Linked DNA regions of Homo sapiens: region 1 is linked to region 2. Evidence: read pairs that join two places in POLR2A ChIA-PET (ENCODE). Cell type or tissue: PC-9. All regions are shown on one strand. Each heading gives the region's core, and the rest is flanking DNA. Links, peaks and the distances in the headings are about the cores only.

Region 1 (2,916 bases), core at 150-2,649, 110 kb before region 2:
ATACAAAAATTAGCTGGGCTTGGTGGTGCATGCCTGTAGTTCCAGCTACTTGGGAGACTGAGGCAGGAGAATTGCTTGAACCCGGGAGGTGGAGGAGGTTGCCACTGCACTCCAGCCTGGTAACAGAGCAAGACTCTGTCTCTCAAAAAAAAAAAAAAAAAAAAAAAAAAGCTCTGGGCCTTACAGTTTAAGTAGGGGTTGGCCTAGACAAAAAGACGCCTTCTAGACAGAGAGAACCAGCAGCTTGAGCAAAGACAGGGGACCGTGCAAAGGCCCACAGTGGTTAGGAAGCAGGAAAACGTGCCTAGAATGTCAGAAGACCTGAGTAGGTGTTCAGCAATAGAGCTGGGGCCAAAATGAACACTACCTAAGGAATTTGGATATAACCCCACAGGCAGTGGAAGCCCTCTTAGGATTTTCAGAAAATAAGTAGCCGACATAAACTTGTGTTTAGAAATATGTGGAAGATGGATTGGGGGAGGGGAAATAAACTTGAAGGAGGTGAAATCAGTCACTGTAGGGTCCTGGACAGAAGCAGCAATGGCAGTAATCCTGGGGAGAGATGGCCTCGCCCTGAATCCACCCAGCACCCCCTGCACAAAGTTCTTCCTGCAGAGCCATGTCTCCCAAAGTGTGTTCCACCATAGGTGGTGAGGATGAGATGCAACAGAGTAAGGTGTCTGGTCAAATAAGCTTTGAACATGCTGGGTTAAACAGGTTTCTTATTGCAAGATTTTTCAGAGCTTTTAATACACATTGTGTATGCTATGTGTAACACACAGAGTTTTCCAAATTTACTTAACCACAGAACCTCTCTCTAAGACCATCTCAAGGGACTAGAGTTTAATGGAATATGTAAAATAGAAAAAAAAAGACCAAGAGTTTTTATGATTCTGTCAGATCTAGTTCCTGGAAGGAAATAAAAAAAGAAATAGTTTTCCATTGGGTGACAACTGATAATCTCACTGAACGCTCTGCTGTGGAAGTCTTGCATGTGGGTTTTTTTCTGGGGGGAGGGGAACAGCATGGACTACCATGGAAATACCAGAGGTAGCTTTTAGTCATTCTATTTAGAGGCAGGTTGAGCAAGTTCACCTTCTCTTCCCAGTCCCTCATGTTTGTTCAGGCTTGAAAGAGGTCAGACCCAGGTGTTTGAAAAAATGGCAGGTCCTGACCTATGGAAAAGAGAAACTAGGTCTGCAGCCCCTGGAATGCTCTGCACCACCAACATCCCTCACTCTGCATTTGGTTCACACACTGGGGAGAAGGGCAGAACAGCCACCTCAGACCCTCCTACCCATGGGAGGATGCATCCCAGGTGGCAGGTGCTGGCACTGTTGGTTGTGGCCTGGGTATCATCACACCGTCACACACAGCTCACCAGAACTCCAGAACTCCCAGGCACAGGTCACTGTTTGCTGGCTTCCCCTTGCCTGAGTACTGGAGGGAAAAAAAAAAAAACAAAATCAAACATCCACTCATTAGCCTTGTGTCTCTAAGTGAGCCCTGGCTTTGGAATGCCTTCCCTGGCCACTCCAAGGCCATTTCCCAGCTGAGTCCCCAGGGTTGGGAAGTCTGGGAAGCTATCTGTGTGGCTTGGGAAGGTGCCTCTTTCTCCATTGCAGGAATTCTCCACTGGAGAAGCATCAGATGTTCCTCAGCCCCTGCCAGGGCTGGAGGGTGAAGAGTTCAAAATTGCAAAAGGGGACAGATAAGCAGAAGCCTCCCCGGTAAGTGGGAGCTTCTCGCAGGACAGAAGGATAGACATCAGGCTGCTGCCAGCACTAGAATCGGGAAGCTGCCCAGAGCCCTGAGTAGGGAGCTGAGAGCACGGCTTCTTGGGAGGGGTCCTGCCTCTGTTCCACAGTATGACCTGGAGGGTGGCTGCCTTGCCCTGCTCACTCAGCTGGTCCAGTTTGTGTAAGCACAAAGGGCTCTAAGACACTCACCCCCCATATTTTCCTCACATGTTGCTCTCACAGAGAAATGTCTAACCTCCCTGCTCTGGACTTGTAGAAATACCTGAGTGAAGCTTCTAGTATTCAATTCCAGCCCCAAATATTAAGTAGGTTGTGCTACTCCTCCAATGCTCTCAGACCAGGAAACTGAGACCCAGACAGAGAAAGGGGACTCAGCCAAGACTCCTGCATTTTTTCTGTCTCCCTGGTCAATGTTTTCTTCACCATACCTATGATCTTTCCCAATGGAGAAAGAAATCCAGCCTTATTACCTATTTAGCTTTTTTTTTTAAGAACCTGTAAGGCTATCAAAATTAAACTGAAGCTGGTTCTTGAGTCAGACAGAACCAGATTTAAATTCCAGCTCCACCACTTACCAAGTGCAATAGAGTACATAGCCTGTGAGCAAATAACTTGCAATCTGTAGCTCCAGATTCCTTCTCTGGAAACAGCGCCTACATCATAAGGTGATGTGAAGATTAATTAAGATAATGTATGTAAAGAGCTCAGCACGGTGCCCAGCAGGTAATAAACACTAGATAAAAGCTAGCTATTTTTTTTACCATTGTTGTTAGCATTTTAATGAATATGTAAGGCAATTGATAATTAACATTTAAATTAGTGTTATGGTGAAAGCTCATTACCTGTATTTGGATGTACAGGGATGAATTGAGAAACATTTTTTTATCCACTAAGCCATTTAAATTTCCACTTTGAAATTTTCTCTTCTTAATTGGTTTTTAATTAGTTTAAAGAGTTGGCAGACAAACTCCAAACATTAAGTTTCCGCCAACTCCTTCATAGATCCAATCCACCCCTTCCTAAAACATTAAACTATAGTATCAGATCATCACAGGTGCTCAATGAATGTGTTTGGATGGATGAATTTATGGATGGGTGAATGGATGGATGGATAAATCAAGGATGGATGGATGATGGATGGATGGATGGATGATGA
Region 2 (2,916 bases), core at 259-2,758:
AATGTTACAAAGAAAAATAAGGCAGGACAATTGGATGCACAGTGAGGTGTCTATTTCAGATGGATTAATGTAGCTTCTCTAAGATTACATTTGAGCAGAGACCTGAATGACGTGAAGAAGCCAGCCATGAGAATCTTTAGTGGAAAACTAAACCCTAGGCCTTTAATTTTGCTATTCTGGAAACCCTGAGCAGGCTATTCGATTTCTCTGTGTCTCTGTTTCACCATCCATAAAATGTTTATTATTTCCAGATGGTATTAAGGATTAAGTGAGATATATGTAAAGTGCCAACACAGTATCTGACATATCATAAGGATACAATATATAATTATTGTGTAAATCATGGAATAAAATGCAAACAGAATGCATCAGTGTTATAGGGTAGGAGCTTTTGCTTATTCTTTTTTTTTGGTTTTTTTTTTTTTTTTTTTTTTGAGATGGAGTCTCACCGTGTTGCCCAGGCTGGAGTGCAGTGGCACAAACTTGGCTCCCTGCAACCTTCATCTCCTGGGTTCAAGCCATTCCCCTGCCTCAGCCTCCCGAGTAGCTGAGATTACAGGCACCTGCCATCACAGCCTGCTAATTTTTGTATTTTTAGTAGAGACTGGGTTTCACCATGTTGGCCAGGTTGGTCTCAGACTCCTGACCTCACATGATCCACCCGCCTCGGCCTCCCAAAGCGCTGAGATTACAGGCATGAGCCCCCGTGCCTGGACACTTTTGCTTATTCTTCTGTATAAATAGTGTAAGTGTTCCATAAGCATCTGAGGTTCAGTGTATTTAATGTAATACCAGTTTTGCAATGCATCAGTTTCAATACACCTCTAGCACAGAAAAGGACAAGAAAATGGGGAAGCTAAAGAGCAAGGACTGGCTAAGGAAAACTGAGTATTCTGAGGGATAGAATCATAGTTGTTACCCTAAACAGATGGCCCGCTTTTCCAAGGTCAGGTCATATGATGCAGAATTGAGACAATCCCAATAATAAGCTAAACAATTGAATAACCATAGTTAAATCCAAATCTGTTTGTACATTTTTCACACCTTTGTTCATTCTATTTCCTCCACCTGAAATACTGTCCATTCCCAGCCTACAACCTGTGATTCCTAGAAGGCAATGTGCTTTCTTAAGCCTCTCTACTTCTGGTGGTTCTTTCTTAAATTGGAATTCCCCTCCCAATCTCTATCCTGTCCTTGGGTGCAAGCCTCAACTGTGGTTAAGGACGCCCTCCCCTGCCTATCTGTATAGCTAGGTTAGGCGTCCCTCATCTGGGCTTGCATTTCCCCAATATTTCTTGAATCACTGTTAAGTAAAAGAGCTTCCTAAATATGCAAGTGTTTGGGAATGTCCTCAGGATCCTTGTCCTCCATTCTATACATAAAGCACCATCTGGTGGTGAAAGAAGATGACTATACTTCTAGGTCACCAAGATGTGTTTTCTGTTTTCTGAGCTTTCAGAGAGCTTTTAAAATCATGTTAGAGGAAAAAAGCCACACTGACTTGCATAGAGATGTACCTATTGCCAAAGAACAGTTTTTCTTGAGTGAATGTTTTCTGCTTTCTTGCTCACTTCCATTTTCTACCACCCTTCTCCCTGTTTCCTTCCATCCTTATTTCTCAATTTCTTTCTCCTACATTTCAACTGGCCCACTGAAAACACAGTTCTGGCCAGGCACAGTGGCTCACGCCTGTAATCCCAGCACTTCGGGAGGCTGAGGCAGGTGGATAACTTGAAGTCAGGAGTTTGAGTCCAGCCTGGCCAGCATGGTGAAACCCTGTCTCTACTAAAACTACAAAAATTAGCCTGGCGTGGTGGCGTGTGCCTGTAGTCCCAGCTACTTGGGAGGCTAAGGCAGGAGAATGGCTTGAACCCAGGAGGCGGAGGTTGTGGTGAGCCGAGATCGTGCCATTGCACTCCAGCCTGGGTGACAGAGCTAGATTCCACCTCAAAAGAAAAAAACAGTTCTGGTTGGCATTTGTTTTGTTTTGGCTGCCCTAAGAGCCTCCACATTTCCTTTTGGAATTCACAGATCTACATTGTGTGTAATCTTAGTGGGGCTGCCATTCCTGGTGACTACATTCCATTACCAAAGCCGAAGGAAACAGATCCTTGCCCTCCTTGACTCTGCAGGACCAGGGGCCAGGTATGTGACCCAATATCAGTCATCAGATGCTCTTTCTGGGGCTCAGACTGTTGAGCTGTTGACAGGCAGACAGCAGGAAAATGTGGAAGTTATTTCCACAGGGATGGTATGCACTTTTCACTATCTTGCTTTAAGAAAATTGCCTGGGTTCCTAATGGCCAATCCCCCAGATCCCTCTTGATTCCTGCCCATTTCCAGGTCTGATTGTCCTAGCTCCCATCACTCTGAGCATCCCAACAGTCTTCCAATAATTTCCTTCTGCTTCAGTTAGTCCAAATCAATATCTGTGGCCTTGTCTGCTTACAAGTTTATAAAACCACTAAATATCCAACTAGTGTGGTGGCATAAAAGGAGACTATCCACCCCTCCACCCCATTATCAGAGAATAAACTTGAGGATTAAAGAGAAACATTTAAATCCTAGCTTTAGTTAACCAGGTTGCTTAAGTAGAGCCATGTGCCGTTAATGTGAGGGTCCTTTGAAATGGAAACCAGAAAAAGGAAAGGACAAATGTCAATAGGAAGATTAGATGTTTCTAATGTAGATTAGATTGCAGAGTGATGGAACGAAAATTAATCCTCAATTAATCCTCATAATGGCACATTGATTTGTGGTACTTTAGGGGGAAACCAGCTGCAGCTGGAAAGCACTCAGTGGACTCCCCCTGTTCTTCAGTCTTTACAGAATCTCTCTCCCTGAAGAGACAAATGGAGACAAAAAAGCAGAAAGAATACATGTGTACATCCAGTGGCTATATTAAGCAAGAAAATC

Evidence for each region. ChIA-PET counts read pairs that join two places held together with the same protein. Peaks named below come from ENCODE experiments on the same cell type or tissue, not always from the same donor. Only the 100,000 strongest peaks of a DNase experiment are listed, where the experiment ranks them.
Region 1: POLR2A ChIA-PET joins it to region 2 with 21 read pairs; 3 of 35 experiments call an interaction of 5 or more read pairs at or near these places.

Annotation. Positions count from the first base shown.
Region 1 is chr11:86,468,396-86,471,311 of GRCh38, reverse strand. All of the region lies in intron 7 of ME3 (malic enzyme 3), which reads left to right. Among named protein-coding and RNA genes, the nearest start is that of CCDC81, 95 kb to the right of the region's middle. In PC-9, for the core only: no CTCF peak of the experiment used is centred there; a DNase peak (open chromatin) is centred at 1,121; H3K27ac peaks cover 1,556 bases.
Region 2 is chr11:86,359,443-86,362,358 of GRCh38, reverse strand. LOC105369421 (a long non-coding RNA gene) reads left to right here. Exons shown (of 5, transcript XR_007062826.1): 3 at 2,032-2,145. Among named protein-coding and RNA genes, the nearest start is that of CCDC81, 14 kb to the left of the region's middle. In PC-9, for the core only: CTCF peaks have their summits at 1,214 and 1,416 (motif pointing left); a DNase peak (open chromatin) is centred at 1,378.